2 separate regions of the Homo sapiens genome follow, and region 2 is linked to region 1. Evidence: chromatin loops called from intact Hi-C (ENCODE). Cell type or tissue: heart left ventricle. All regions are shown on one strand. Each heading gives the region's core, and the rest is flanking DNA. Links, peaks and the distances in the headings are about the cores only.

What was found. A loop is a pair of places that touch in the nucleus more often than their neighbours do. Peaks named below come from ENCODE experiments on the same cell type or tissue, not always from the same donor. Only the 100,000 strongest peaks of a DNase experiment are listed, where the experiment ranks them.
Region 2: it touches region 1 in a loop (4-fold over the local background); 8 of 110 quality-filtered maps call a loop at or near these places.

Annotation. Positions count from the first base shown.
Region 1 is chr18:77,203,243-77,219,230 of GRCh38, forward strand. No RefSeq gene overlaps it. Among named protein-coding and RNA genes, the nearest start is that of GALR1, 39 kb to the right of the region's middle. RefSeq lists an enhancer at 6,084-6,143. In heart left ventricle, for the core only: a CTCF peak has its summit at 8,797 (motif pointing left); DNase peaks (open chromatin) are centred at 6,666 and 8,777; H3K4me3 peaks cover 762 bases; H3K27ac peaks cover 1,129 bases.
Region 2 is chr18:77,641,744-77,657,731 of GRCh38, forward strand. No RefSeq gene overlaps it. Among named protein-coding and RNA genes, the nearest start is that of LINC01029, 340 kb to the right of the region's middle. RefSeq lists silencers at 9,158-9,207, 9,268-9,327. In heart left ventricle, for the core only: CTCF peaks have their summits at 9,245 (motif pointing left) and 9,450; DNase peaks (open chromatin) are centred at 9,228 and 9,878; H3K27me3 peaks cover 1,766 bases.

The DNA.
Region 1 (15,988 bases), core at 5,171-13,170:
TCCACAGCCCCAGGTGCTGATGCCTTTCTGGAGCCTCGAGCCTCTGTTTCGCTCCAGCCTGCAGCAGACACCCTTGGATGCCACTGCAGCTTGATGTGGCCACCGCTCGGCTTGCCAAGGGGCCTGCATGAGTCCTGGCCTCAGTCCTCATTGTCTGATCACTAAGATCAGGGCCACTGCTTGCATTTTTCAAACGATTCGAGGCCGAGAGGATGGGCCTGTGGAATGGGGGTGGTGGAACCTCTCGATGTGAGCTTGCCTTTGAGGGCGAATGTGATCAATCCCTCCCTTCTGGCTTCTTTATCCCATGACTGGCGGGGATTCTGGAGGTAGTTATGACCAATATTTACTTCCACTCTCTGTATCGTATCAGAGCAACATAGCACAATAAAACCTTTCACTGTCTCGGAGCCCGTGCGCTTGCTGTTGTGAGCGTGTATTGGTGGTGCAGACCGGCCTGTCGGCTCCGCAGGCCAACCCAGACATCGAGCTTCTGAGTTCAGGAACAGCACGTGCAGGAGGGGATGTTCGGTCCTGCCCTGCACTCCGTTATGTCTGCTTCATTAAATGTATTTGCTACATGTTTGCTTCATTAAATTTGTTTACTTAGTGAATGAATTCTAACCAAATGCCTTCATAACTTTCTCAGTAATTCCTGACTTGCCTCATTTGGAAGGGAAAGATGGATATAAACCCAGGCTGTTCATGTCGCTTTATTTGACAGGAATGGCCACTCATGGTGGGGCTGCCAAGGCTGCACGGCATCTCTCCTGTCTGAGGAACTCAGGCTGAGGACAAGGAGGGCCCGGCTCCCACTTCAACCCAGCACAGCCGCAGCTGCAGAGCAGTGACCTGTGTCAAGTGCATTTTGCAACACTAGTGCTTTTCTGTCCTTTAAGAAAAATGTGAGCCCTATTGCATACTGGGACTCCAATTTATACTTCTGAAGCCAAAATGATATCTGTGACCCATTTTAAAGTTAAATAAGTAAGTTGATAGATGGGAAGATGCATGACCATAAGAGCTGATAATTTCCTGCGGCTTCCCTAAGCCTGCCAGCTCTGGTTTAGAGAACTCACAGGCGCACACATGCAGCCAGGGAGGCTGAGGGTCCACCTGGCTCAGCCTCCACTGGCCATGGCCGTGCCTGGCCTCTGGAGGGCAACGACTCCCTCGATGTGAGTGAATGAATGAATGACACAGTGTGTGCCTGGCCTGTGATGGGCTTTTATTGTGTGAGTGGAAACTTGGATGAACAGGGCGTTCCCAGCACAACAACATCCATCTGGGCTTCTGAGGGTATGGGAAGCAGCAGAGAATTCATCCCAGCAGAAGACGCTGGTTTGGAAACAATCCAGTCCCAGACATGCCCTAGCCTTTTTTTAGCTGTGATGGCAGCATCCATCTTTCCCCTCCCGGAAGTGCCTGTTACCATCTGTAGCCTGGACACCTGCAATAGCCGCCTATCTCTCCTCTCAGTCCATTCTTCTGGTTGGTTTTCTGTACTGTAGACAGGTGATTTTTCAAAATCACAAACCTTGTGGGCCCTTTCTCTGCTCACCACCTTCTAGTGGGCTCTCATTGTTCTGAGGGTAAAGAGGGAAACCCCAACAGGACCTGGACGGCCCGCCAGAGCTGGCCACCCCTTCCCCCCCAACCTCATGTTGTGAGATTCTCACAGATACACACTGTTCTCCGAAGCCCTATGCTCCTTCCCGCTGCTCCGTGCTCCCTCCCGCTGCCCCGTGCTCCCTCCCGCTGCCATGTGCGGCGTCTTCTGCTGGGAGTAATTCTCTGCTGCTTCCCATCTTCCTCTCCCTCTGCACTCCTCTCTCTCTCTCTTTCTTTCTCTCCTGTCTGTTGGTTTCTGTCACTCTGTTTTTCTGTCTCCATTTCTTTCTCCTTCCCTCTCTGCCTCTCTCCCTCTGTCTCTCCCCCTTTTCTCTTTGTCTCTCTGTCCTCTTTCTTCTCTCTCCTCTTTCTCCATTTCTGTTTCTCTGTCTCCACTTCTCTTGCTCTCTTCCCCTCCTTTCTCTCTCTTCACCTTTCCTTCTCTTTGGTTCTGTGTTCAGCTCATGGCTGTTCTGGTTTCGGCCTCAACACCATTTCCTTGGAGACAGTCTCCGTGAGGCCCAAGGTACTTGCTTATATTCCTTCATGAAACTATGCACTCTTTTTTCTCTTCTTTTCTTTCAGTGGGGTCTTGCTCTGTCACCCAGGCTGGAGTTCAGTGGTGCGATCATAGCTCACTGCAGACTTGAATTCCTGGGCTCTAGCGATTCTCCTATCTCGGCGTCCTGAGTAGCTGGGCCCACAGGTGAGCACCATCATGCCTGGCTAATTTTTAATTTTAATTTGTAGAGATGGGATCTCCCTATATTGCTCAGGCTGGTCTCAAACTCCTATGCTCAAGTGATCCTCCTGCCTCAGCCTCCCAAAGTGCCGGGATTATAGACGTGGGCCAACGCACTTGGCCATCATGCACTTTTCAATAGCCAAGTTATAATTTGTAATTACAGATTTATTTTGTCATTATTTGACCAATACCTATCCCTCCCCATAGGGCAGAGGCTGCTCACTCTTTTAACAACAAATATTTATTGAGCTTCTGCTTGTATCAGGCACGTCTGTGTTGTCCACCAGACACGGTTGGCTATTGAAATTGAGTGAAAGCGAAACAAAGTTAAAAAAACTCAGTTCCTCACTCACACTGGCCACATTTCAAGAATTCAATACCCACGTGGGACTAGTAGATACTGTGTTGGATAGTGCAAAGTTATATAACATTTCTATCAGGTGATATTGGTCTAGATTCTGAAGAGTCCACAGTGAATAAGACAAAACCCTGTGTCTGCAGAGTGACCTCTCTGGGTGACCGTCTATTCGTGTCAAGCCTCATAAGGTCTGCCCAGAGCCATGTGCACCAAGTATTAGTGGAAGAAATTAATTACTAAGAGGTTTCCTGAAAGGGCAATACTAGGGTTATCAAGGACACCCATGTAGAGAATTCATCCTATACATCACGTACATGTAAATGATGTGTGTGAGTATTTAACAAGACTGTCTCACAATATTTACATGCCTGTCTCCCTTCCGTGTTAAGTAGAACAACAAACAGGGAGAATCGGAGGTGGTTCAGCAGCCTCCCCACGCTTCCTGATGTTCAGAAGTCTTTCCTTTTTTCTATAAGTGAAGGTTCATCTCAAGCTTCGATAAATACTATAAAGAATTCTTTGATGAAAGGCAAAGGTGAGAATGGAAAATATATGTAGGAAAAGTAAGCAGTAGTCTTTGCTTACTGTTTGATGGTACTTTTTCTTTTCATCATTGCAAATTTGTTTCATGTTTTTAGTGTTTTAAAAGAGAATTGCAGCCACTACTCATATTTTTTCTATGTGTTTCTTTTTGCTTCACTGATATGAAGAAGTAGAGAAAGCAATGATAGTGTAATTAAATCTATTAACATATATAACCTAAAAATGTGGAGATGAGATAGAAAACTTCTTACGAAGTTAATAATTCAGTTGAGTTCTGTGTAGACAAACAGTCGGCTTGTCTATTCCTTTTAGCCCTGTAGCTTAGGGGAGGATACAGTTCTGTTGCTGATTCATCCCGTTCAGCCTGCACAAGCTGTCCCAGAACCACCAGAGAACTTGGACGCCTTTGCCTCCCCCACAGCCAAGGGCCCTGCTGGGAGAAGTGGAGTCGAGTTGGTGTAGAATGTTTCCCCTGGGTGCTCAGGGCATCTATTGAATGGGTTGTGGGCTAGAGGGAGGAAAATTCACTCTGGTAAGCTCAGGCCCAGAGGTGTGCAGAGATTTTCCTGTCCATCTCTGGGTTCAGAGGGACAGGAAAGAGCCACAGGGGCTTTGCCCGGGACACTTTTGGATGCTCCTGGCTGGAAGGACCAGGCAGGCAGGGGGAGGGGTGTGAGCAGATGGATGGGAGTGGCCATGGCATGGCCTTCTCTGTGATTTATCCCTCCCTCTCTAACGTTTTTATAAAAAAGAAAAATCAGTTTGGCAAAACTAGATGAGCTGAATGCTCCTAACTATTGCTGTTTGTTGAAATGACCTGCGGTGATAGCTGGTCCGCGTGGGATGAAACCTGCATGGACTGACAGGCTTAGTGATGTATGCCACCAGAAAATGTCCCCAGTTCTTTTGGAAATATTAATGCTGAAAAGTGAGAAATAAAACAATACCATTTGTGAAATAGTAAAAACGAGAAACCCTAGGCTTATTTTCAGTCCTGCCCTGGAAACCCTGTAATAATTAAGATTTTTCTAGAAAACTCTTGAGAGGTGAAAAGCCCTGGGTGGAAGGACACGCCCTGCTGTATGCTACATGACCTCGGAAGATACTCGTGATTCTCTTGATCCTTCTCTGTAAAATGGGGCACACCACACATCTCCACCAGGGGCACTACACAGGGCTCAGGATGAAGCCCTCACACGGCAGGAATTTCAGAAATCTCAGCTGGCAGCAAATTTAGAAGCCCTGAATTATTGATAGCATATTTTCTCTCCTGCCTGAATCCAAAGGCTTTGTGAGGTCAGGACCACGCTGGCTGAGTGCCCAGGGTGCTCCAGGGTCGGGGCACGTGCTCAGACACATGCAGAGAACGACTGAAAGTTGAAAGGGGTTCAGTTAACTCCAAGTCCACGCATTCAGCAGATTATGTCCCACGAGAAACACACCAGAGAGATGCCGACCAAAGACAGCCCTTGCTTCTGCAGTCACTAGTGTTTATTATTATTATTATTTTTAGAAAGAGACGGGGTTTCAGTATGTTGCCCAGGCTGGTCTTGAACTCCTGGGCTCAAGTGATCCTCCCATTTTGGCCTCCCAAAGTGCTGGGATTCCAGGCGTGAGCCACTGTGCCCGGAGGCTGGTTGTTTTTAATGTCCTTACTGAAGTATAAAAACACTGTTTAGTGTTTCTTTATTTTGTTTTTCCTGGCTTTCCTGTACTTGAACTTTTTTTTTTTTTAAGAATTCCATTTTGATTTATCTAGTGTTTTGGGGTTTATCCTTTTTTATAGTTTTTAAAAATGGTAGCTGTAGGTACTTCATTATTTATACACATCCTACATGGTCTAGTGGTGCTAGATTTTGTTAGTTCTAATACAATATGGTCACCTAAACTCTCGTTTCATACTTTCCCTCCCCCATATTATATTATAGTTTACAATATTATGTTATAGTTTATAATATGACTATCATCTTTAATACTTTCTTTACATACATTGAGAACATCAGACAGCATTATCATTTTTGCTTCCAACCATGGAACATAATTTAGAAAACTCAAGAGGAGAAGGAGTCTATTTATTTACCCATATTTTTTACTTTTGCTGTTGTTCTCACTTTCTTCCCAATATTCCAATATTGCTTCTTTTATAATTTCCCTTCTGTTTAGGAAACTTCCTCGAGCCATGCTTTGAGTAACCCTGCTGATGGCAGATTCTCTTAGTGCTCCTTCACTGGAGAATATCTCTATTTATACCCGTCCATGAGGGACATTTTCCCTGCCATAGACTTTTGGTTGACTGGCCTTTTCTCTTGGTATTTGAGACGCTTGCTACTTCCTTTTGGGTTCCATGGTTTCAAACGGAAAATTTGCACGTCCTACAAGCAATGTGTTTCTCTCTGGCTACTTTGCAGCTATTTTTCTTTGTCTTTAGTTTTTCAGACCTTTGATTATGATGTATCTTGGTATAAATTTCTTTGGGTTTACCACATTTGGAATTTTCTCAGATCCTTGAATCTTTAGTATATTTCACTAAACTTGGGAAGTTTACAGCCATTTAAAAAATATACCTTCCAGTTTCACTTTCTCTTTCCTCTGAGGATGACACAGGCTCCTGAGAGTCTGTTCTTTCTCCTCAGCCCACTTCCTCAATGCTGCTCTGAGTTGGTGACTTCTGGCCCTCGTCCAGTCTTTTGTCCTCTCGCTGTCCTGGTTGAGTCCACGCATTGAGGTTTTAGGTTTGTTTGTCTTTTGGTTATTGTGTTTTCTTGCTTTATAATTTCTTTTTTTTTTTTTCAGACCGAGTCTCACTCTGTCACCCAGCTGGAGTGAGGTGGCATGATCTCTGCTCACTGCAACCTCTGGCTCCTGGGTTCAAGTGATTCTCCTCTCTCAGCCTCTCGAGTAGCTGGGACTACAAGTGCCCACCATCGTGCCAGGCTAATTTTTGTATTTTTAGTTGAGGTGGGGTTTCACCATGTTGGTCAGGCTGGTCTCGACCTCCTGACCTCAGGTGATCCACCTGCCTTGGCCTCCCAAAGTGCTGGGATTACAGGCGTAAGCCACCATGCCCGGCCTCCTTTGGTTCTTCTTTATTCTTTTGCTAAAATTGTCTAATTTTCCATTTATTCCACGGGAATTCATACATGCTGAAGTGTATTTATGATGGTTATGTGAAGATCCTGCTCAGCTAATGATAGCCTCTGACTCATCTCCGTGTTGTCATCCATCGGTTTATTTCTCCTTCCAGTTGTGATTATCCTAGTTCTTGGTATGCTGAGTGACTTTGGATCGGAGCCCGTACATTTAGGATATCTTATGAGACTCCCGAGCTGCTGGCGTCTTCGTCTGCAGCAGGTGCTGTCCGCTGGGCTGGGTACACGTGGCACTACAGCCGCAGCAGAGCCCTGACCGTGCTGGGTGGCTGCAGGCAGGTGGGGTGATGATAACCTTCCCCTGGCCCTTCTAGTATCTTCAGGTGGATGTGGGGCTTCGGCTACACTCAGCTTCCTTGGGCCCTGCTGACCCCAGGGAGGCTGTGGGGAAGCCGGTGCCACGGCCTGCCTCCCACTGCCAGCTTTAGCCTCAGTGATGCTACACAGGGAGGGGGCTCCCTCCTCAGCCCGGTTGATACTGAGGGGAAAAAGTGGACTCAACCTGCCCCCTACCCCTTATCCTTTCTTATGGTGAGGGGCTTGCCAGGGAGGGCACAGGGCAGTGAGCAGCCCCATGTCACACTGCTTTGCTCAGGGTTGTTGCTGCCGGGTGGGGTGGAGTGGGGCTCAGCTCCACAACGGACCCACTGACATTGCCCTGGATAGGTCAGGGTGCTGCCTGCTTGTGCAGGGGGTGGGATGGAGCCAACTGATGCTCAGCGCAGCCCGAGGCCCTGGCAGGAGTGGGGGTGGGGAGGTGGAAGGTCCAGCCCTCATCGGCCCTGCTAAGAGCCTGGGGATGGGCCATGTGTGTGTCTCATGAGTCTTGCTGCAGGGGTTTCCTGTGGTTGGGCTGCTCTGTTCGTGGTCCTCTGGCTGGGGGGTGGGGGTGAATGCACGGTTTTCCTGGAGCTCCTTTTGTGTGTGTCTGTGGGTGGTCCCAGGGTTGGAGCTTCTGCAGAGCCATGTGGAATCCATGAGGGGTGGTAGGAAGCCCAGGAGCTCAGGTCCACATCCTCCCTGGAGCCTGGCTCTCCGGGCACCCTGCCTTCTTCTTCACACCCTGCAGGCTGTGCTTGCACCCATTGGCTGTGCTGTGTCTGGGATTCTTGGTCATGAGAGACAGGACTGGGGAGGAAGGGGGCAGCTACCTGTGATGGGACTGGAAGTCTTTTCCTAAATATGTGTTGAATATAGAAGTCATTTAAATCCCACCCACTGGTGTCTGGAGGGACTGCTGGTCCTGTGATGGGCTCTCCTTCCCAGGCAGTGAGGAGGCATCGTCCTGGGGAGCAGGGCTGCTGAGTGCTCCTCTCCACCAAGTTGAAATGGAAGAAGGTGTGCTCTCCTACTCACCAGAGGCCTTTTTGGTTGACAGCTTGCACCATCTCTACCCCATCTTCATGTAACTCGGAGGCCTGTAGCCCTTGGTATCTGGCTGCAGCCTCCTGACATTAGTTCAACAGAACACAGGCAGATGTTCTGAGCTTCAGGTTTGTCCTTGCCAGTTCCCTTGATTGGAAGTTGGTCTCTGTTGCTGTGCCATGCGAGTTACTGCAGTATACATTTAATAATCACATTCACAAGCTCCCTCATTGCCAGTCCTCAACACACAAAAGTACTCACTTGGCTAACTTTGAACAATGCACATTTTCCTTACTTGCACTTTGGATCACAGGATAAGAAGGCGGCAATGGTAAAAACAAAAACTCACAAAAGAAATGAAACATTTATTTCTGGGATCAAGGACCCTTCACGGAAGGGGGACCTGGTGGTCTGCAGGTTACAGCTGGAAGTCACTGCCTGCTTTGCTGTGGTGGTACCTTCTAGGATTTGGTCTTTGTGGAAGCCTCCAACTTAAAACAAAGGAGAAGAGGTGAATGTTCCGGACTGCATGCCCAAATGGAGAATCTGAGGGGAGGAGAAGAATGAAAAACTTCGAATGGGAAATTGGTTTGAAATCTATTTCCCCAAATCCACTTAACCTTAGGCCAGGAGAATATTGTATATCACAAACTAATTTTGCAAATGACATTTCAAAGATCCCTTTTTAACCTAATTTAAGTGCATTCCATTGTGATTCTCTACTAGCTGCTTGTGAATAAAAATCTAATTACTGTAGCTAGACAAATTAAAATTCTTCTGGATGGAGCAACCTTTCCTTCCTTCTTTCCTTCCTTCCTGGGAATGCCAAGGAACATTGCTTGATCTTTTAGCAAGCGAAGGCCAAGGTACACAATTATTTTGGAGGGCCTGAAAAAGTATTTCTGTTCTTGTACATTTCTGTAGAGCTGTATCTGAATTCATGGGGCTGCTGCCTCTGTAACAGCTCTGGAAAAGTTTTAACACTACAGCGGCCAGTGACTGCGCCTGCATTTCAACCATGCTGCCATCAAGTGGTCATTAAGAGACATTCTTAATGGATCTGGGCTCTTTAGTCAAGCTGGTGGGAGAAATTTCCAAGTCCTTCATTAAGAAATGTATATGTTTGGCCGGGTGTGGTGGCTCATGTCTGTAATCTCAGCACTTTGGGAGGCCAAGGTGGGTGGATCACCTGAGGTCCGGAGTTTGAGACCAGCCTGGACAACATGGTGAAACCCCGTCTCTACTATAAATACAAAATTAGCTGGGCATAGTGGCAGATGCCTATAATCTCAGCTATTTGGGAGGCTGAGGCAGGAGAATCGCTTGAACCCAGGTGGCAGAGGTTGCAGTGAGCCAAGATTGTGCCACTGCACTCCAGCCTGGGTGACAGAGCGAGACTCCATTTCAAAAAAAAAAAAAAGAAAGAAATTTATATGTTTATTAAAAAATTAAACTGTAACTGGGCATGCTGCATCTTTAATGTATCAGAATTCAAGTTAAATAAACCCCATTCCAAGCCTTTAAAATCTGCATAAAAATCTAGCCAGAGTTTCTTGTCTCCCCCTCCCTGTATGGCTTATTTGCTGCTTGTTTCTTTCCCTCAGGGACCATATTTTCCTGTGACTGGCCGTTGGCTTGGCCCAGTCACTAATTCTTTGCCTCAGTGTCTTGCTCTATTTCTCTTGGTCCTCATTATTTGGTTTACTCAAATTCTTGGTACCTTGTTTATGGGAAAACCATGAGGAAAGGTTCCAAGACCTCAAGTTTAATTTAGCTCAAAAGTGAAGAGGTTGTTGTGTGTTTCCTTTCCTGTTAAAAGAACAGTCCTGTGGCATCCTCTCTCCTCACATATGACTTCTACAGAGATTGAAAGGCTAGGCGCAGTGGCTGAAGTCTGTAATCCCAGCACTTTGGGAGGCTGAGGTGGGCAGATTGTTTGAGGTCAGGAGTTTGAGACCAGCCTGGCCAACATGGCGAAACCCCATCTCTACTAAAAAGACGAAAATTAGCTGGGCGTGGTAGCGTGTGTCTGTAGTCCCAGCTACTCAAGAGACTGAGACACAAGAATTGCTTGAACCCAGGAGAGGGAGGTTGCAGTGAGCCGAGATCACGCCACTCCAGCCTGGGAGACAGAGCGAGACTCTGTCTCAAAAAAAAAAAAAAAAAAAAAAAAAGATTCAATCATCTGTCTTTCTTTTCAAGTTTGTCCTCCAAACTAATCGGAAGATTAGTATTTGAAAGGCAATAGAAAATCAGACTGAATTTTCAAATATGTAAAAAGGAGTTGTTCCCATTGTCTATTTAAGTGTGAAAGCGCCATAAAGGTAAACGTCACGGTGGAAAAAAAGTCCAGAGACTACAAGGGAACAAGGCCTCCTGCTCGGCGAGCCTCACTCCCGCGTGTCGAACTTTTCAGGTTAGTTGCTGCGATGCTTTCTCGTATTTCCAGACGTTTCCCAGACATACACAAAGATAGTTATGTAATAATTTCTTCCTCCTTTTTAAAAAATCCGAGGCATCAAATTGTGTGCTCTCTTCTGCAACTTGGTTTCTTAACGTATTTCTTGGAAATCTTTGTAAGCTGTTATTATAGTTCTACTTCATTCTATTGTAATTATTTAAAATTATTAAAATTAAAATACTTGGTAAAAATAAACATGCACTTGAGAACAGAAAGTCACAGTCATGCCACGCCTCCTCAACAACCTACTGGTAACCAGAGGCCATTGCTTCGAGCTCTTTCTATTTTCAATTCTATTGGCAGGAACCTGCAAAACTCTAGCTAATACATTTATATCTATTTTTTAAAATTTGCAGCTTCAGATAACATTCTTTAATTCTTTTATATGAAAGATGAATATTTAGCTTGCTTACACTTTTCATATCCTAATATCGATTACATTTCTTTATTAATTAAGATTTTAACTTAAAATATCTTTATTATTTTATGTTCTATCAGTTTATTTGCTGTTGTTGTCATTTTTGTTGAGATGGAGTCTCACTCTGTCATGCAGGCTGGAGTGCAATGGTGCAATCTCGGCTCACTGCAACCTCTGCCTCCCAGGTTCAAGTGATTCTTCTGCCTCAGCCACCTGACTAGCTGGGACTACAGGCGTGCGCCACCACACCTGGCTAATTTTTGTATTTTTTGTGGAGATGGGGTTTCACCATGTTGGCCAGGTTGGTCTGGAACTCCTGACCTCAGGTGATCCGCCCACCTGGGCCTCCCAAAGGGCTGGGATTACAGGCATGAGCCACCATGCCCAGCCCCATCGGTTTTGTGTAACAGGTGTTTTGAGGTATAGTTGACATAACATAAAATTCACCCTTTTAAAGGTTACAATTCAGTAGTGTTTAGTCTATTCACAGAGTTGTGCAACCATCACCACGACGCATTTCCAGGACACTTTCACTACGCCCGAAAGAAACGGTGCACCTGAGGCTTCTCTCTTCATCCTGCCTTGCCCAGCCTCTGGCAACCAATAATCATCTTTCTATCTCTATGGACTGGCTTATTCTAGACATTTTTGTATAAAGGAAATCATCGTGTGTGTGGTGTTTTGTGCTTTCAGGTTCGTTATGTTGCATGTCTCAGTGCTTCATTTCCCCTTTATTGCCAAACAACATTCCATTTTATAAATATACAATATTTTGTTGATGCCTTCATCAGTTCATAGATACTTGGTGTTTTCCATTTTGGGGTATTTTAAATAATGCTGGTATAAATATTAATGTATAGGTTTTGTGTGGACATATGTTTTCAATTCTGAATATACATAAGAGTAGAATTGCTGGGTCATGTGGAAACTCTGCATTTAACCTTTCGAATTAAACTTGAATCACCAAAACAGTTTGGAAAACTGCGAAACTCTCTTCCAAAATGGCTGCACCATTTTCCCTTCCGACCACAGCGTATGAAGATTTCAGTTCCTCGTATCTTTGTCAACACTTGCTCTCTGCCTTTCTGATTTTAGCCATCCAAGAGCATGAAGTGGTGCCTCACCACGGTTTTGATTTGCGGTTCCCTGATGGCTGATGACTTTGAGCTTCTTTTTATGCCATTATTGGCTTTTTGTGTATTTTCTTTGAAAAAATGTCTATTTAGAACTTTTCCCTATTTTAAAAATTGTGGTATCGTATTACTGTTAATTTGCAGGAGTTCTTTATATATTCTCCATACTTGGTATTTATCCGGCGTACAATTTGCAAATATTTTCTCCCATTAAATGGGTTCTTTTTTCACTTTCTTGGTGTTATCCTTTAAAGCAAAAGTGTCTTTAATCTTGATAAAGTTAAGTTTATCTAATTTTTTCTTTCGGTGTCATTTCTAAGAAACCATTGACTAATACAAGATCATTAAGATTTATTTATCCCTATGTTTTCTCCTAATATTTGTAGAGTTTTATTTATTTATTTTTAAATTTTATTTATTTATTTTGAGATGGGGTTTTGTTCCTGTTGCCCAGGCTGGAGTGCAATGGCGTGATCTTAGCTTACCTCAACATCCGCCTCCCAGGTTCAAGTGATTCTCCTACCTCAGCCTCCCAAGTAGCTGGGATTACAGGCATGCACCACCACGCCCGGCCAATTTTGTATTTTTAGTAGAGACAGGGTTTCTCCAAGTTAGTCAGGCTGGTCTCGAGCTCCTGACTTCAGGTGATCCACCCACCTCGGCATCCCAAAGTGCTGGGATTACAGGTGTGAGCCACCGTGCCCGGCCAGTTTTATTTTTACATTTGAGTCTTAGACCTATTTTAAGTTAAGTTTGTATATGCTGTGAGGTAAGGGTCCAATTTCATTTTTTTTTTTTGCATGTGGATATCCGGTTGTCCCAGCACCATTTGTTGAAAAGACTATTTTCTTCCCATTGAATTATCTTGGCATTTTTGTTAAAAATCAAATGTATGAATTTATTTCTGGAATCTCAGTGCTATTCCATTGATCTATATGCCTCTTCTTATGCTATTTTACTTAATATATTTTGGAACTATTAATATATCAGGACAGAGAGAGTGTCTTCATTTTCTTTGTAGCTGCATAGAATGTATAGACCTTTACTGAACTATGTAATTTTACCTCAGCCCGTTTTTGATTGGAAAATTGTTTACAATCCTTTTACTGCAATGACTATATATGCACCTTTAAAATTGTGTGTATGTGCCCATTTATCTGTAAGATAAAATTCTCATAAGTAGAATTGCTTATCCAATTATGTTTACAAAACAGATTTGGTTGAGTTTTCTAGAAAGCTAGTATGGGTTCAAGGACCACTGTGGGAATTAGTTTCCGAAGGATGAATAGAAGACCTTTTTTCCTTAATCATCCTCAAACAAAATGAGATCTGCTCAGAAAGGGAATAAGATTGGTTTCTGTCCTCCTTTGCCTTTCCCACCTGATGCTGCTAAAGGAAGTCTGTGCATACAGCGGTCTCTCCAATTCCAAGTTCACATTTGATTTTTACATTGGACTTCTAATATGGTTTGGCTCTTTGTCCCCACCCAAATCTCATCTTGTAGTTCCCCTAAATTCCCACGTTTGTGGGAGGGACCCATTGGGAGATGATTTAATCTTGGAGGTGGGTCTTTCCTGCGCTATTCTTGTGATAGTGAATGGGTCTCATGAGATCTGATGGTTTTAAAAACGGGAGTTTCCCTGCATAAGTTCTCTCTCTCTGCCGCCATGTGAGACGTGCCTTTCACCTTCCACCATGATTGTGAGGCCTCCCCACCCATGTGGAACTGTAAGTCCAATAAACCTCTTTCTTTTATAAATTGCCCAGTCTTGGGTATGTCTTTATCAGCAGTGTGAAATCAGATTAATACAACTTCTGTTATGGACTGACTGATGTCATTTTCTAATAACATAATCTGCTTTTTTCCCCCCATCAATGAATTAGTGGAGCAGCAGACTGATTAAACATCTTCCCTGAGTTTCGCAATTCCCCTGTGCGATTCTCCATTGTTGCCCAGACCTGCAGCCCTGCCATCAGCATTCTCCCCTCTCTCACCCCAACGCGCTGAGCATTTTACGTGTTCTCCCGCATTTAGTTCTTGTAACCATCCCATGATTTTGGTTCTGTTCTCATCTCCAGTTTACAGATGAAGAAACCCAAGTTTGGTGAGGTTCAGTATGTGTTGGAAAAGCAAAGAAGCAGGTGTGTCTGATTCCAGAGTGCACACGTGTTGCACTGTTCCCGCGTGGGTGGCAGGCAGCTGTCCCACGCTCTCTCAGCCTTCTTGCTGTGGACTTTCAGGGGCAGCTGCACCTTGTGTGCTCCCCAGCTAGGGTGCACCCTGTGTTCTGCTGTTTTTTTATTCCACACTCTGCACTTACCTGTCTTCCTTCCCTGTTGAAACACAGTTTCTCTTAATGGAGAAAATAAAAGTTCAGGACAATGTATTTGCCAATTGGCCTCAATGTATTTGCCAGAGAACTTCAAGAAAAGCCTTAAGTTTATTGAGTTATAGTCAGCTCTCCAGGCAGCTTGTAAATGAGCTGGGTCCTTGGTGCAGTTTTCTTCCTTCTCGCTTATTACTTTTGGTTCATTAGCTTAAATCCTAGCCTAGTAATATGTTGTAAGAAATAAAAAAATGTAAATTTTTAATGAATCTCAATGTCCTCTTAACTCCTGGCCAAATGCTGTAAAGTTTTTAAAGGGGATACAGAAAGATCAAAGAGTTTTTTGCTTAGGGTTACAAATTAAGGATTTTTATAGTGACTGTTCAAAAGTTCTTATTTACCAAAATGAACAACATCGTCCAAGTTACTTTATAGATCAGAATGATGAGCATAAGAAAATAGCAAATCCAGTCAGAAGAGAATGAAAAGCTGCTATCACAAAGATCATTAGCAAGAGGCCTGTTTTGACATTTAATATACGAGTATTATATGTATATTAAATATCCTGAAATATTAAGACAGCCTTCATTAAGGAGGGGGAAGAAGACAGACTGCAAAATTAGAAAAATAAAAAAGAGAGAAATCTTCCCAAGCAGGCACCATGTGTAGTAAGACATTGTGAATTTGTGGCAAGATAGGTAATTTCAAAGTGAATAAATGAGAACCAATATGATTTATTAATTCAAACCCTATGAATTTGCCAATATTCAAACTTTTTAAACCATAGAAATTATACTTTTATACAATTTGATCTAACAGACTCTGGTACAAATATAGCCACATGAAAAAATAACTTTGTGAGCACTTACCAACTCAAAGTATGAGAAAGTCAAAGTGATTTTCCTCTTGGAGCTCCGTTTTAGTCCTAATTATTATTTATTTATATTTATATTTATATTTTTTTGAGATTTTCTTGTTGCCCAGGCTTGAGTGCAATGGCACAACCTTGGCTCACCGCAACCTCCGCCTCCTGGGTTCAAGCGATTCCCCTGCCTCAGCCTCCCAAGTAGCTGGGACTACAGGAATACACTACCATGCCTGGCTAATTTTGTATTTTTAGTAGAGACAGGGTTTCTCCATGTTGGTCAGGCTGGTCTCGAACTCCCAACCTCAGGTGATCCGCCAGCCTTGGCCTCCCAAAGTGATGGGATTACAGGCGTGAGCTACCGTGCCGGCCTACTCCTAATTTTGAAAGGTAAGAGCTTCACTGCCCAAAGGAGTCAGTTATGCTTCCAAAGGCTTGCAGAGGTGAGGGAGACCTATGGAGGCCAAGCTACTCAATGGTGGCCCTGGTCTGGACAGCCGTGCTGTGATCTTCTCTTTGGGGCCCAGCTCAATGCTCGATACCTTGCTGCTCTGGTCCCCACACAGGCTGTGGTGATGCTTCCTGTTGGCTTCCTATGGTGAAACCTCCTCTGTTCACCCTGACAGACCTTCCCTTCCTCCCAAAGCCTGGCAGTCCTGCTGTGGTGGTTGCAGCCTTCACTGCTGGCCACGTGCTCTGAATCAACAGCCCCCATGGGCTCATTCACACTGAGCTGTGTCTGGGTCGCTGTATGGGGTCCTCCTGGCAGCCCTGGTGCACTTTCCTACTGACAGATCTCAGTAAAGATCTGTGAATGCTGCAATTCTAAAGGAAGGTATTGGAGGACTCTTAATACTCATCTTAGTATTAATGAAAATTAATGAAGACATTGTGATAATGGTGAAGGATGGTCATAACGATGCATGGAACAGAACAGGTTCAGGGATAGACTATACATCTATTGATTATTTGATAATGGTAACAAGGTTACTCAAAAAAGAAATGATAGAGTT
Region 2 (15,988 bases), core at 4,880-12,879, 440 kb after region 1:
AGAATTGGAAAAAACTACTTTAAAGTTCATATGGAACCAAAACAGAGCCTGCATTGCCAAGACAATCCTAAGCAAAAAGAACAAAGCTGGAGGCATCACGTTACCTGACTTCAAACTGTACTACAAGGCTACAGTAACCAAAACAGCATGGTACTGGTACCAAAACAGAGATCTAGAGCAATGGAACAGAACAGAGCCTTCAGAAATAATGCTGCATATCTACAACCATCTGATCTTTGACAAACCTGACAAAAACAAGAAATGGGGAAAATATTCCCTATTTAATAAATGGTTCTGGGAAAACTGGCTAGCCATATGTAGGAAGCTGAAACTGCATCCTTTCCTTACACCTTATTCAAAAATTCATTCAAGATTGATTAAAGACTTAAATGTTAGACTTAAAACCATAAAAACCCTAGAAGAAAACCTAGGCAGTACCATTCAGGACATAGGCATGGGCAAGGACTTCATGACTAAAACACCAAAAGCAATGGCAAAAAAAGCCAAAATAGACAAATGGGATCTAATTAAACTGAAGAGCTTCTGCACAGCAAAAGAACTACCATCAGAGTGAACAGGCAACCTACAGAATGGGAGAAAACTTTTGCAATCTATCCATCTGACAAAGGGCTGATATCCAGAATCTACAAAGAACTTAACAAATTTACAAGAAAAAAATCAAACAACCCCATGAAAAAGTGGGCAAAGGATATGAACAGACACTTCTCAAAAGAAGACATTTATGCAGCCAACAGACACATGAAAAAATGCTCATCATCACTGGCCATCAGAGAAATGCAAATCAAAACCATAATGAGATACCATCTCACACCAGTTAGAATGGCGATCATTAAAAAGTCAGGAAACAACAGGTGTTGGAGAGGATGTGGAGAAATAGGAACACTTTTACACTGTTGGTGGGACTGTAAACTAGTTCAACCATTGTGGAAGACAGTGTGGTGATTCCTCAAGGATCTAGAACTAGAAATACCATTTGATCTAGCCATCCCATTACTGGGTATATACCCAAAAGATTACAAATCATGCTGCTATAAAGACACATGCACACATATGTTTATTGCAGCACTATTCACAATAGCAAAAACTTGGAACCAACCCGAATCAATGAGAGACTGCATTAAGAAAATGTGGCACATATACACCATGGAATACTATGCAGCCATAAAAAAGGATGAGTTTATGTCCTTTGTAGGGACATGGATGAGGCTGGAAACCATCATTCTGAGCAAACTGTGACAAGGACAGAAAACCAAACACCACATCTTCTCACTGATAGGTGGGAATTGAACAATGAGAACACTTGGACACAGGGCAGGGAACATCACACATCAGGGCTTGTCGTGGGGTGGAGGGATGGGGGAGGGATAGCATTAGGAGAAATACCTAATGTAAATGTCGAGTTAATGGGTGCAGCAAACCAACATGGCACATGTGTACATATGTAACAATCTGCACGTGTACCCTAGAACTTAAAGTATAATTAAAAAGAAAAACAAAAACAAAAACGAAAAAGCCACTTTTTTTTCTTTTTCTTTTTCTTTCTTTCTTTCTTTTTTTTTTTGAGATGGAGTCTTGCTCTGTCTCCAGGCTGGAGTGCAGTGGCGCTATCTCTGCAACCTCCACCTCCTGGTTTCAAGAGATTCTCCTGCCTCAGCCTCCCAAGTAGCTGGGACTACAGGCACATGCTACCATGCTCAGCTAATTTGTGTATTTTTAGTAGAGATGCGGTTTCACCATGTTGGCCAGGGGCAGCTCGATCTCTTGACCTCGTGATCCTCCTGCCTTGGCCTCCCAAAATGCTGGGATTACAGGCATGAGCTACCACCCCCAGCCTTTTCAAAGCTAGTTTTAAGAAAGGTCTAGTACTGGAAAGATTGCAAAGGGAGCCATGGATGACTCAGTTTTATTTCTGCTGTTGTGTTGCTGTGGGTAAGTTATTTGTTACCAGTGTGTCCCAGGTGCTGCATTTATAAAAAGAGGGAATTGACACAAGGTCTGCAAGGACATAGCTTGTGATTTTTACACATTTTCCCAAACTGACAACAACTCAGTTAACATGGTGTCCACCTAGCTATTTCAGTCAAAAACCTAGAAATTATCTTGAAAAATATGCATCTCAAATAAATATTTCTCTTCATCTCATATCTTGAGTTCACATGTCTGAATCTAAGCTTTTCTGCATAGATTCTCTGTGCAATCTAGCCCAAGCCACCATCATTTCTGTTTGGACTCTGACCACCCCTCCAAAATCATCTCTTTGCTTCTTTCCCTCCTTAGGAGCCATTTGGCATACAACAGCTAAAGTGATTGATTTTAGAAGGTCAATCTAGTAAGGCTACACTATTTTTGAGAAGTCTACTGTTTTGTTTTTTTTTTTTCATTTACATAGGGGGTATATAACTGGGCATGATTCAGGGAGAAAGCTTAATGAGCAGGACCCATTTCTGTCCTCCACTTCAATGGATGGGTTCCCAGACACTCCCTGTGATGGCCGGAAGGTTGGACCTGGGTCAGAGCTTTACTTGGGATTCTGCTTTACTCTCATGCTAGGCTCATCCTACTGCTATAGCCTTGACCTGTCATTCAGGTAATATTTTGGACTCACGGAACTTCATTTTGTCTCATCTCTCAATTTGTTCACAGTCATCTGCTGGAAACTTCCTGCAACAACCTTGTGTAAGATTACCCACGGCTCAATTTCTAACAGTGGCATTTTGGGTACAAACGTCAGCTTAAACCTACATTTTAAATTATTACATTGTTCAAAAGAAATACCTGTGTTTCGTCTTCTAGATAAATGCATCAAGTCATCATCTATTCTCAGAAAGTTTTAGAAGAGAATTCTTAAAATAAAGCTCTATAGCATTTTATTAGAACATTGTATTATCAGTGAGAATTTTATTTCCATGTCAAATAGAATCTTTGTTGATTTTATTTGACATGGAAATAAAATTCTCACTGGTATTTTGTTCTTTTATTATATATTATGTTCACATCTATGTTATTTTATTATATATTATGGTCACTGTGAGAATTCAAGGAAAATTCAAGAATATTTCCACTGAAAAAAAGCTTATAATTGATTCTGGGAAGCAAGCTATAAATACCTGATGAGTGAAATATCAAAACACCTCAACATCTGTTTTTAAGCTTATTGGTGAGTGAATTCCTTTAAAATTAATTGCCTTAGTAGCTCATAAGAGTAGCTCTGAAAGGCTTTCTGAAGGAAAGAGCATTTGAACTATGTTTTGCAGAGCAGGATTTAAAGAGACAAAGAGAAGGCAGGAAGCATCCCAGGCAGATGACAAGGCCTGAGTACATGGGTGGAGGTGAGAAAGGCCAAGACCCGTGGATGGGGCAGAAAGTGAATCCCACTGGAATCGTGCCACATAGCCGGGTCTAGTCAGGGGCAGAAGGTGGGCTCTTGCTTGCTTAGATAAAGAATAAGAAGGAAGTATAAAAATTTGGAAAAAAGCATTGCCCCAAACTCAAAACAATAACTTTCTGGGCTGGATCTGACATTGGTTAGTGATGTAGCTAAACAATGGCAGATATGAAATCTTAGCCTCAATCTTTTCACCTGCTAGCATGTGTGATAACACTCATCTTCCCCACCCCATAGTGTCTGTGGCCAAAACACGAGACAATGCCTGTCAAAGGGGCTTTAAAGGCAAAAGAGTACCAGAAAATGTAAATTCATTATTTAGGAACTGAGACGTTAATAATATTTAATTGAGGACATTTCATGTCCAAACCAGTGCTGGATAAATAGGAGTGGATTTTTTCGGAAGGGCGGAAAGGCATTAGGAGGCTATTCCAATATTCAGTAATGCCTAACAGGATACAAGCCTCTTTTTCAGCCTGACGGTGCATGCTCACAAGTGCTAGATGTGTTATTGCAAGAATCAAAGGCAGGGAAATGAAGTTATGTGGGTGAAATATTAGCACGGGAAATGTGTGAACACAGTTTGGAAGGCTGATGATTACGTACTGATGCATTTTGGCACGTGTACAAAATGAAAGGGAACATTAACATCATCCTGAAAACTTGCTGCTATTCCACTAAATAACACATCTTTTATTGGGAGGAGAATTTGAAATAACTTTCCAAATGTAGAGATTTCAAAAATACTTTTCTAGAAATTTCCTTTTATGGAATTCAAAGATGGGTGGGCATATATATTTATTTCTTTTGGGGGGCTTCAGTAGCACAGAATCCATCATACTCATCAATCCTTAATTCATGACTGTCATCATTGTCCTTGCAAATATCCAAACTTGTTTTATTATTTGATTTTTCAGTCCAAAATTTGTTTACTTCCTTGTATTTTCTATTTCTTTCTTGAGGATTTCAATTTCTTTGCTGAGGCTTTGTGTTTTTTCATTTGTTTCAATTATGTTTGCCATTGCCCTTGAAGTATCTTTACTGTGGCTGCTTTAAGTCCCTGTGAGGTCACTCTATGATAGCACCTCTATGCTGGATGTTGGCATCTATGGCTTGCCTTGTTTCATCCACTTTGTGATCTTGCTGCTTCTTGGCATGACAGGGATTTTCTATTGAAAGAGGTGCACATTTCGTACTATGTCAGAAGACTCTGGGTCTTACTTATCTCACTGGAACCTTCTGTTGCAGCTGGTTCCTTTGATACTGCTCTGGCTTAGAAGTGACTGATGGCTTGTTACTGCCAGGTGGGGGTGAGAGTCTGGGGCCCCATCTGGCTTGTGTGGATGGGGAAGGGCAGCAGTGTTTTGCATGTGTTGTGGCTGGAGTCGAGTGGGTACTGTCTAAGTTTTCTGTCTGGGTAGGCTGCTCCTTTCTTCTGCCAGGGCTTTCTTTGTGCCTGTTAGCATTTCTATATTGCTGGAGTCCTCTGCCCTGAGGTGAGTCCAAGAACTCACCTCTGTGCCATTCTTGCATCCTGAGGCCCCAGCCAGTCTGCCTTCTGAGCTGTCTAATGCTTGTTCTACTCATAATGTTCAAGATTATTCATTATGCTCAGTGGGAGGAAGAGGGAAAAGGATGCATATCCCATCTCCCCAGAAGGGAAATCCCACTCATTAAAAATAATTCCTTTGTACATTGTATATTTCTACTTTACTTTGAGAATCAGAGTTCCTAAGAGTATTATGGCTGAAGGACCAGGAGTGTCCCAGGTGAGCCTCAGTCCAGTCACTGTGTCAGCCTGTGAGTTTCTCATGGAAGTCCGACACACGAAACATCAATCAAAGAGCAGCACATGTTTGACGCTGGGCTAATGCCCCGTCACAGCAGTAACTGTGTAATTTATTATCCAAACTAGAATATCCAGCTGAGAATAAAAGAAAGTGCTAAAACATTAAAATTTTATGTACTTAAAAAAGTATATATTCATGTAAATTTGAGCAAAATAAAAATGTTTCTTTATAATAGTATCTGAATATTAAACACAAGCAGTTATTATTACTGTTGCATATTCACTTAATCTAAAAAGTTCTTGATGATGTCAACATTGATAATATCAGTATTTTAATAACTTATTTTTCAAATTACCTTTTATAGAATTCTTCTTTAAAAATATGTATATTTCTTTTCAAAGTTGCAAAAGTTATGGTTACAAACATTCAACATTTTCAACACTTTCAATTAACTACAATTTTGAAAAAAAGAATACTGGTGCTCCAACTGCTGAGGTACCAAGAACTCAGCCTCTCAGACCACCTGAGCCAGGGGCATCATTAGTCTGGATGTCAATTTTGGGTGGGAGGGGGCTGCCCCCCCTTCTTTGTTCAACCACAAAATGGTGAATATGGCTTTCTTGACTCAAGCCTCTGCTCCCTCAAAGAGGCCGTAACTCTACCTATTGTGTGTCTACAACATGTCCAGCGTGCTGTGACTCTCCCCCTATGGAGAGGTGGTCCTGCCTGGACTGACCCCTGTGACAGGTGCACAGGTGAATGCAGCATCACTTCCGAGCTTGGGTAGAAAACCCCGTGGAGCTCCTGAAGACTCCCTTCTGGACACGGACACGGGTGCCTTCGCAATACTGGCAGGGGGTGCCTCCTGCTGGCTTCCACGAAGCTGTCATGTGGCAAAGTGAGAGAGAGAGAGAGAGAGAGAGAGAGAGACATAGAGATTCAGATAAATGGAGAAGATAGAGACAGAGAGACAAAGATACAGAGACAGATGCAGTTTGAGAGAGGGAGATACAGACAGAGAAGATAAAGAAACAGATAGACAGATAAAGATTAAGAAGTGGGGGGCAGGCCCAGGGACCCTCAGCTGTTTGAGTTTACCTGCCTGGGTCACAGGTAGGTGCATGAAGGACGCTTCAGCCTTCCAGATGACCAGCAGACCTCTGTAAAGTCTGGCCGCGGTTTCATTGAGTGACTTTAAATAAAAAGCAGCTGGCAGTGCTTCTTCAACTCCCACATTGTAAGTTAAGTGAATGATCGTGATTGAGGTGCTGTGTTGGGGTTGTTTGTAAGGCAGCCAGCAGAGGCATCGATTACTGATACACCTAGTTTCATATTGACAGGAGAAGGCCAAAAAGCCATTCTCATTTTTATTTCTTTATAAGTAAACTCATTTTCTTGGCTAGAGTGTAGGTATTTTTTAAATCTCAAAAGTTAAAGACATTCATCAAAATCTTTTTTTCTTCAATATTTTGCCTTTTACTTAGGTATTTCATTTCTCATAATTTTTATCTTATTTTCTTCTTGCATTTATTGCATTTGGAGATTCTCAAGCATGCCTTCATTGCTGATTTTCCTTCTACAGGACTGGTTGCTTCAATCAGAACGCACATGGTGAGTTTCCGAGCCTCGGTTCTGGGCAGCGCTCCTCCCCACCTCTGCCTGCACCTGGCTGGGCCCCACATGCCTGCGACTGCAGCACCTCATTCTTCCTCGGCCTTCACAGAGCTCAGGTTTCTGCCTGTTAATTAAAACACAACCCAAGCATGTTTTACCATTTGCCTGCTGACCACTCCTCTAGCTCAGGGCCACACACATTCTGTTCTTCTTTTGTTCTTAGCATTTGACACTATTTGACACATTCGCTTTTTTAATGATGTTTTGGCTCCCTCTGTGAGAATATCAGGTCCGCAAGAGCTCGGCTGTGGTTTTGGTGCCTCTTTATGCCCAGTGTGCTGAATGCTGCCAGGCTCATGCTAGCTCCTTAAGAAGTACTTGCAATATTACATTTTATCCAATTAAATTGAATTTTGTTTTCCACAGAGTCCATTTTGAAATGTATGTTTTCATCTTTACTCTGATTTTCTTTATTTCTCCTACCACTCTCTTTATGCATTGTTACTTGATTTTCTGTTAACTGAGTTTTGAGGGAGGAGAAGTTGGCCACTGTTGCCCACTGGCTGGGTGAGTGAGTCCGGTTCTCCCTTCTTACCATCGGTTTGGTGGTTGTTGGAACTCGTCGAGCTTAAGGCGGGGATCTGTGGAGGCACACGGCCCACAGTCATGGTAGTCTGGATGCCTGCCTTTCCCCGAGGCCATCCTAAAACGCAGGTATGACTCTTTTTTTTTTTTCTTCTTTTTTTGAGACGGAGTCTCGTTCTGTCGCCTAGGCTGGAGTGCAGTGGCTCGATCTCGGCTCACTGCAAGCTCCGGCTCCTGGGTTCACGCCATTCATTCTCCTGCCTCAGACTCCCGAGGAGCTGGGACTACAGGTGCCTGCCACCACGCCCGGCTAATTTTTTGTATTTTTTAGTAGAGACGGGGTTTCACCATGTTAGCCAGGATGGTCTCAATCTCCTGACCTCGTGATCCGCCCACCTCGGCCTCCCAAAGTGCTGGGATTACAGGCGTGAGACAGGGCACCCGGCAAAATGCAGGTATGACTCTTTTGTCCACTCTGCTGTTAGCTGGAATGGACTGCTGCAGGCTTGTGATGGGCCATCTTAAAGAGGGAGACAGAGGCAGTCAGCTGAGGAGAAGCACCTGCTCTGTGAGGTGCTGGGGTCTTCCCTTCCTGCCAGAGAAAAGCCAACATCTCTAGGCTAGGTCAATACAGAGGAAGTGGGAGTCACCCCTTCACCTTTCAGCCTGACGTCCCGACCCAGTGTTACTTAGGTTTGACTAGTGGAATTGTGTCATTGTACCTGGGTAATCATGCATCAATACTGCTGATTTCCAGCAGTATTATAACTTTACATGCCTTATTCTATTGTCATTCATATTTCATTGAGAGGGTAGGAAAAGGTGAGTCAATAAAAAATAACTGCACAATACAAATCTAAAATCTATGTTGACTTAAAATGTTTAAATTACCATGTCTAAAATAAGTCTTTAAAAAGTCCCCTAAATTTAGCCACGATCCAATCTCTCACTACTCTACCTACCTACCTAAGTCTCTGTATATCTTCCTTTATAGACATGCATAGAAAGACACAATCCACCCACCCACCCACCCATTCATCCATCCATCTATTCATCCATCCATCCATCCATCCATCCATCTATCCATCTATCCACCCACCCACTCGTCCCCCCTACCCTTCCACCCACCCATCCTCCATCCCCCCCACCCATCCACCCACCCACCCATCTATCAATCCATTCATCCGCTCACCCACCTACCTATCCACCCACCTATCCATCTTTCCCTTCCTCCCACCCTCCACCCATCTATTCATCCATCCATCCATCCATCCATCCATCCCTCCACCCATCCATTCACCCACCCACCCATGTGTTCATCCATCCACCCATCCATTCATCTACCCACCCATTCATCCACCATCCATCCATCCATCCATCCATCCATCCATGAACCCACCTACCCATCCATCCATCTACCCACCCATACATTCCCCCCACCAATCCATCCATCCATCTACCCACCCACCCATCCATTCCCCCCACCCATCCATCCATCCATCCATCCATCCACCCACCCATCCATTCCCCCCACCGATCCATCCATCCATCTATCCATTTATCACCCATTTATCCATTTATCCGTCCATCCATGCATTTATTCGTCCATCCATCCATCCATCCTCATGTCTACATAGATAGAGACACATGTACATATCAATATCTCTATACAGAGGAAGAGAGAAACCTTTTTTTGCAAATTAACCGCCGTACTTTCCTTCCCAATGTTTGTGTGGAGAGCACACGGTTCCTGCGTCAGGACCCTGCAGGACGCGGGCCGAGGCTCCCAGCTGCCGGCCATGCCCTCGGCTCCTCTCCCGACACGCGCCAGCACTGCCCCCTGCTGGCCTCCCGGGAGCACTGCCCGCTGCCGCGGCGGGAGGAGACCCGGGAAGAAGCCGGGACCGCGAGCAGCTGGACGCTTTCTCCCTGGGGCTCAGCCACACATTTTAGTCACAGTTACAGACTACGGGGGATTTGAAGCCTTCGCTTTAGTTTTTATTAAGAAACATTGAAAATTCCATGGCTTGCATTTGATTTTTTGTTTGTTCTTCTTATTATTATTAAAAAATATATACAGAAATTGGTTGCAAGGAGCAACCGTAGTGAGGAGCATGGTGACGAGCATGGGTTTGGCGCCAGGTGCACCTGGTTTAATTCATTGTTGCATCATTGAAAGCTAAGACGAGTTTCAAACCCCCTCCCAGCCTTGTTGCTCTCATTTGTGAAATAGAGATAATAATAATGCTTGTCTTACAGGGGTTTGTGGGGATTAAATGTGATCAGAAACCTAAACAGCCTAGACATCATCCATAATCAATAAATATTAGCTACGACTTATTATTCATGCCTTTAGTTGTTAGTGTAAGTCATCATCCCGCCAAGCCAGGTGACCTAGGTGGGGAAGGAGGGAGAAACCCCTTGGTGTGCCCGGCACGCTGCCCACCCGAGGAGACCCCCAGGCCTGCCTGCCTCACTTACCCGGCTCCTGCTGCTCCCTGACCAGGCAGAGGCAGACGCAGACGCAGACGCCGGGAGGCCGACGGACAGGCTTATCCTGAGCCTGCTGAGACCAGGTGTTGCCCCCTTGGGTGAGGACACGCAGGAAGGGTGAACACATGAGGCTATTCTTCAGAGAGAACCCTTGATGTAGTCTGGAAAAATCCACAAGTGGGTCTACACCAGCAAAAAAAGAAAAAAAAAAAAAAAAAAAAAAGTTAATGCTGCAGAGGCTTCAAGTTCTGTTTATAGACACCATGAAATAGACCTGGTTCTTACTGGAATTTCTCCACCCACAAGAAGGTCACAAGAATGTGTCAACTGAAGCACTTCATACATAAAAGAGATACACAAATAAGTAGTATACTCAGAGATCTGACATGTTACATATATATATTTAATTAATAAACCTACTTGCTCATCATCATCCTGTCTGTAACCTCTGGGTGTTGAATGGATATTAGAACTTCTGTAATCTACAGTCTAGGTATAACTCATAAATTTTATCCTCTGAAAAGGTAATAGGAACATACATGGAGAATGCCAAGTCCAAACAGATTTACTCCTAAAATATCACAGCACAAGGATAACATTATAGCACAAGGATAAAATCATAGCACAAGGATAAGCTAGGTAACACAAGTTAAGAGAGGCCTCAAGAATGTCTTTAAGTAGTTGCCGTAAGCTTGTGAGGCTGTGCTGGGAGTGCCTCAGCTTTTCGTGGACTGGTCCTGGTGCAGCTGTGGTATGCAGAGGGGACCACTGACCAGCCAGTTGAACTCTCTGAGATCCCACATCAGTCAATTGGAGGTAGTAATGTTTACTTACATCTGGTAGACCACTAGGAGAACCTTATGCAACCATTGCACTGACGTGTGTAAGGATTATTTTATCCCTTGGAAATGCTGATGACATACTTTAAGTGAAACAAAAGTAAAGATTTATAAATATGATATGATTACAGCAATGTAAAGTAAAATAAAGAAGGAAAATGAAGCAGTAGTGAATTCAGCCATGGGATTATCAATAATAATCTTTTCCTCTATATTTTATAAAGTGTATTTGCAATGTTTCTGATGTAAAACATATTAATTTATTATAAATGTAACATTACCGTTTGTTTAAAATGAGCATCTTTGATTACAGAAAGAATAATCCTTTATCTCTAAACAATAGGCTTATTTTAGAAATAATACAGAACTTTATCGAATATCTTTAGATTATCTACTCTTACGGATATTATTTTTGATCAACAGATATATTCTATTAGGCTATTAAATCAGTCTTACATTCCCAAAATTAAGATGTTTTATGTTATTATTTTAATATCCTATGAGGCTCATTCAATATTTTATTTATAATTGTTACATGTCTACTCGTAATTAATGTTGGTCTTGTCAGATCTTAGATATCAAGACTTCAATAGTTTTATAAATAGGATTGATTTTTGGATTTTCATCATTATGTGTTTTGAAATAATTATTATAATTTTATTTAAAAATGTAACATTTTGTAACTTTTTTTGTAACAAGTAAAATTTATTCCTTGATAGAACTCAGGTAAACCAACTTTAGGTATAGTAACCTAAAACTTTAGTGGAAATAAACTGTGATTACTTCTTCACCCCCACCCCCAACAAGATATACACATATTGGCTTTATATTTCTTTTTGATGCAATTTACAGTTTCATAGAAAATAGTTTATTTATGAATATTTAAGATAAAGAGACTCAAATCCTGTATGTTTTAACATCCTGCCATTTTTCATGATCTAACATAGCAATGAGGAGATTAGTTTGTAATAATGCATTAGCTAAGAATACATTATACCTATAACATATATTCAGATTTCTGGAATAATTTTCAACGAGCTTGGGTATCGTGTCAGTCAGGATGCCTGATCGATAGGAACGGGAAGGCCATCACATCAGTCATATAACAACTTCACTCACACACACGTCTTGTTGTTGTTGTTTTAACTGAACAACAAGCCGTGGGTTCCAGGGACAGTGATGTGGCTTTTGTCTCTGTTCCCTGTGTCTCCCGGTCCCACATCCCCATGTGTGCTGGCTACACCCGAAGACTTGTAGCCGGTTAGATGCAGCCTTTCTAAGGGCCACAACCAGATGAGAAAATACCCAGACGCAAAGAAGAGTCTCAGTTTTTTTCTTGGACGTGAGAAACACTTCCCCAAAGCTCCTGATCAGATTCCTGCTCCCACCTCACTGGCCCCACGCCCGCTTTGACACGCTTGGCTGGGGTGTGGGGCTACCATGATTTGACCCTGGCATCTGAAAGGGATCATGTGTCGGGGTCACCCCAGGACCCATGACCTTCCGAGGCTGGGTGACGTGCCCAGGTTCACAGGGAGCCCTGAGAGGTTATTCTCGGTGCCCGAAGCTGAGGTGCACAAACCCCACTGCTACCCAGGCAGGGACAGGTGCCCTGCACAGCGAGGCGTGGATGGAGAAGCATCACCCTCCTAAACATGGGCCCTGTCAAAATCTCTGGGTCTTACATGGTGGGCTGCCTGTCACAAGGCCACGGTGTGGGAGGCACTGCAGAGAAGGGTCAGCTGAATCCCGATATATCAATTAAAAAGCCCTAAGTAAACTGCCCTATCCCAATGCTGCACTGGGAATGTGTGCTTCCATCACTGGCCCCCAAACTGGATTGTATTCTGAGTAAACCTCCCTAGAGTCCCTTCTTTCTCCTCCAACCCTAAGATGAATAAGCACTAAATTCTCCCAGCAGGTGGCAAGAGGCAAAGGCAAGAAGAGGGGCTTCCTGTCCGGTTGTGCCACTGGCACTGACAGATGATGCTACCTCCTGGCTCCGGATGCCCTGGTGCCTTCTGGAGTGGCCCCACTGCTTCGTGAGTTTGGCTGAATCTGTGGGTTGATGAAGAGGCTTCTCTGGCTTTCCTTTTTTTCCACAGTGAGCCGCTCTCCCTCTCATCACACAGGGGAAACTGTGGATACTCCCTGGTTGCCACCAGTTCGGCCCCATTTCCTGACCATCTTACAGTGGCTGGCAGAATAATGCTTCTCCTTCTCCCACCAGAGATGCTCACAACGTCATCCCCAGAAACAATGAATATGATGATGTCAGCTTGCAAAGGGGGTAGAATTAATTATGCTAATAGGCTGGTGTTAATTTAGGGGGATTATCCACATGGACCCAATATACCCATGGGACCCTTTAAACATGGAAAGAGAGGCTGAGGGCTGCAGCCAAAGAGAGATTGAAGATGCCAATCGGTTGCATTGACTGCGCTTCTGGCTGAGGAGTCCAGGTGGCCTCCAGGAGCTGGAGAAGGGGAGGGGCTGGGGGCTCTCCTGAGCCCCCAGAAGGAGCAGCCTGCTGACATCTGAGTACCAGCCCATGAGTTCCATTTCAGACTTCTGGCCTCCATCACGGGAGATCATGCATTTGTGTTGTTTCAGGCCAGCAGGGGTTTGCAGCAGGTGTTCCAGCAGCAGAAGGCAGCAAATGCACCTGCGTTCAGTCAGCGAAGGATGTGGGCTGAAGGCTCTTCCAATGGGCCACTTGGAAGACCAGGGTCTACCATTGAGTTTAGCAGACAAAACGCCAACATTTTGGCCTCATGACCTCTTCCACTTTGTGCTAGAACCATTAAACCCAGAGTCATAAAAATCCTCCGCCTCCACATCCAGTTAAAGCCACTTCCACCTCCACAGCCAGTTAAATCCACCATGGCTTCCCAGCTTGCAGATGCTACTGTCTCACTGTGCCCTCCCTTGGTGGAGAGACAGAGAGAGGGCATGCCCTGGAGTCTCCTATCAGAAAGACACTAACCTCACCCTTCCTTCATGACCTCATCTCACTCTCATCACCTCCCAAAGGATTCATCTCCAAACACCATCATACTGAAGGTTAGGCTTCCATATGCAAATCCTGGGGAGATAATTCAGTCCACAGCATGGCGCATGCCTGGGAAGCCCCTGCAACCCTGGCTCAGTCAGTGGATGAGGCCTCTGTGTCCCTTGTTGACTCTAGTTGATGATGACGCCCTGAGTGCTGCTGTGGGCACTGGCCCTGTGACATTGAGACTGGAGCTAGAGTAGACACATAAAATAGTTTGTGGTGAATGGGCACAAGGGAAGGGGCTCTCTGTGCAACATCCTCAGGGCTTTTCCATGATGAACAATTCCACAACCAGGAGTTCTGTTTGATGAGCAATTTATACCATCCTCAGCATCAGGTGGTTTCCTTCTAGAGAGCTCATGGTTTTTTTTTTGGTGGGGGAACAGGGTTTTGCTTTGTTGTCCAGGCTGGAGGACAGTGGCATGAACATGGCTCACGGCAGACTCAAAGTCCTGGGTTCAAAGGATTCTCCCACCTCAGCCCCTTGACTAACTGGGACAAAAGCACGTGCCACCATGCCTGGCTAAGCTTTTTGTGTATTTTTTGTGGAGACGGGGCCTTACTATGTTGCCCAGGCTGGTCTCAAACTCCTGGGCTCAAGCAATTCTCCCGCCTTGGCCTCCCAAAGTGTTGGGATTAAAGGCATGAGCCACCATGCCTGGCTGCTTATGCTTTTTTCTGTTGTGGCCCAGATATTATATCATCTCTCGTCTATAAATCTTCAAAACTTGAATTTGTGTGTAAAACCTAGTTCTGGGGAGGGTCAGAAAAGACACTCTTACCGGGAACATCCTGATCAGTCAACTGGGGCCTTGAATACCAGGTAACCTTTGACCTCTGCAGGTGCAAGGGCTCTGGGGGTGTGGGTTCCCATTGCTGTTGAGGGCCATTCTGCTTTGGGGGTGCCCTGGTCATATGATGTGGAGACACCATGTAGGACACTTTTCACGGAGGTTCGGAGGAACTGGTTCTTACCAGGGCATTCCTGCAGAATTGCCTCCCCTTGAGGGCCGTCTTAAGCTTCCTAACACCTAACGTGTTGTCTCAGGAGACACATGTGTTGGGATTACACATTCCCCAGCACCTTCTCATCACCTCTGAGAGATGGCAAGGCCTGCCGAGATAGCTCTGAGCACCTTTTAAAATGAATCCATCCTACAGATCATAGGATGACAACATTTCCTCATCTCCATCAGCCATACATGAAGGAAGTACACACTCCCAAATGCAGCACGAGTGACCACTGAACCCCTAAATGCAGCCCAAGCCATCCTGAATTTGGGGTGCTGGTCTGTTTGTGTGCACTTCTTCAGGACACAGTTGTCTACATGGATCTATGTTCCCATTCTTGCAGTGCTGGGGATGGAGCCCCCAGTAGGGGCTGTGGGACTCAGAGATTGTGCTCTTAGTCCCAGGCTCCTGGCACGTTCCTACACATGGATCATTTCAGAAAATGTGCTTTTCTATTAACAGATCTTCTCTAAAGAGTCAGGGCCAGGTGGCTCTATTCACACCACTTGTGTTGTGCACAGCGCATGGTTCATTTATGAAGAGAGAAAGTAATTCTCTTGGTGAGGAGTTTCCTTGTTTTCAATATCCCACAGTATTTCCATAAGCCATACTGAGGAGTGCCTGAAATAGAAAATTTTGATATTTAATTTGGAGCATCCAAGAAGAATTCATTCAGACTAGGAGCCAGAGAAGGTGGTATTATGATCTATTTTATTTTTTCTCCTTAAAATTCCTCTATATTAACATGAATAGATGTGTCTTAATTTTGCAGTAACTATAGATTTTTGAAATTCCTCCACATTAAACATGAATAGAATGTGTCTTAATTTTGCAGTAACTATAGGTTTTTGCTCCTTTATTTGTACATTTCTTCTTTCCCTCTTGCACCTTGAAAGTAGGTCATGGTACCGGTTTCTGGAGGGAAAAGGATCTGGCATTTTATAAGGACAGGATCATGTTAGGTAAGGAATGCAGTCCTAATGACACGAAAGAGGGTAAGCGAAGCCCAGGCTACCCCTCTGGCCAGGAACGCGGGAAAGAGGTTTAAAGGAGGAAGGGATGACTCAGGTGCCCGGGCCTCAGCGCCACTCAGGGAGGCTCTGGGAAGAGCCCAGGTGGAGAAGCCCGGAGCGGCCAGCGCAGATCAGTGCCCCCAGGAAACCACTCAGGAGGCTGCAGACCGCCCTCAGCCACC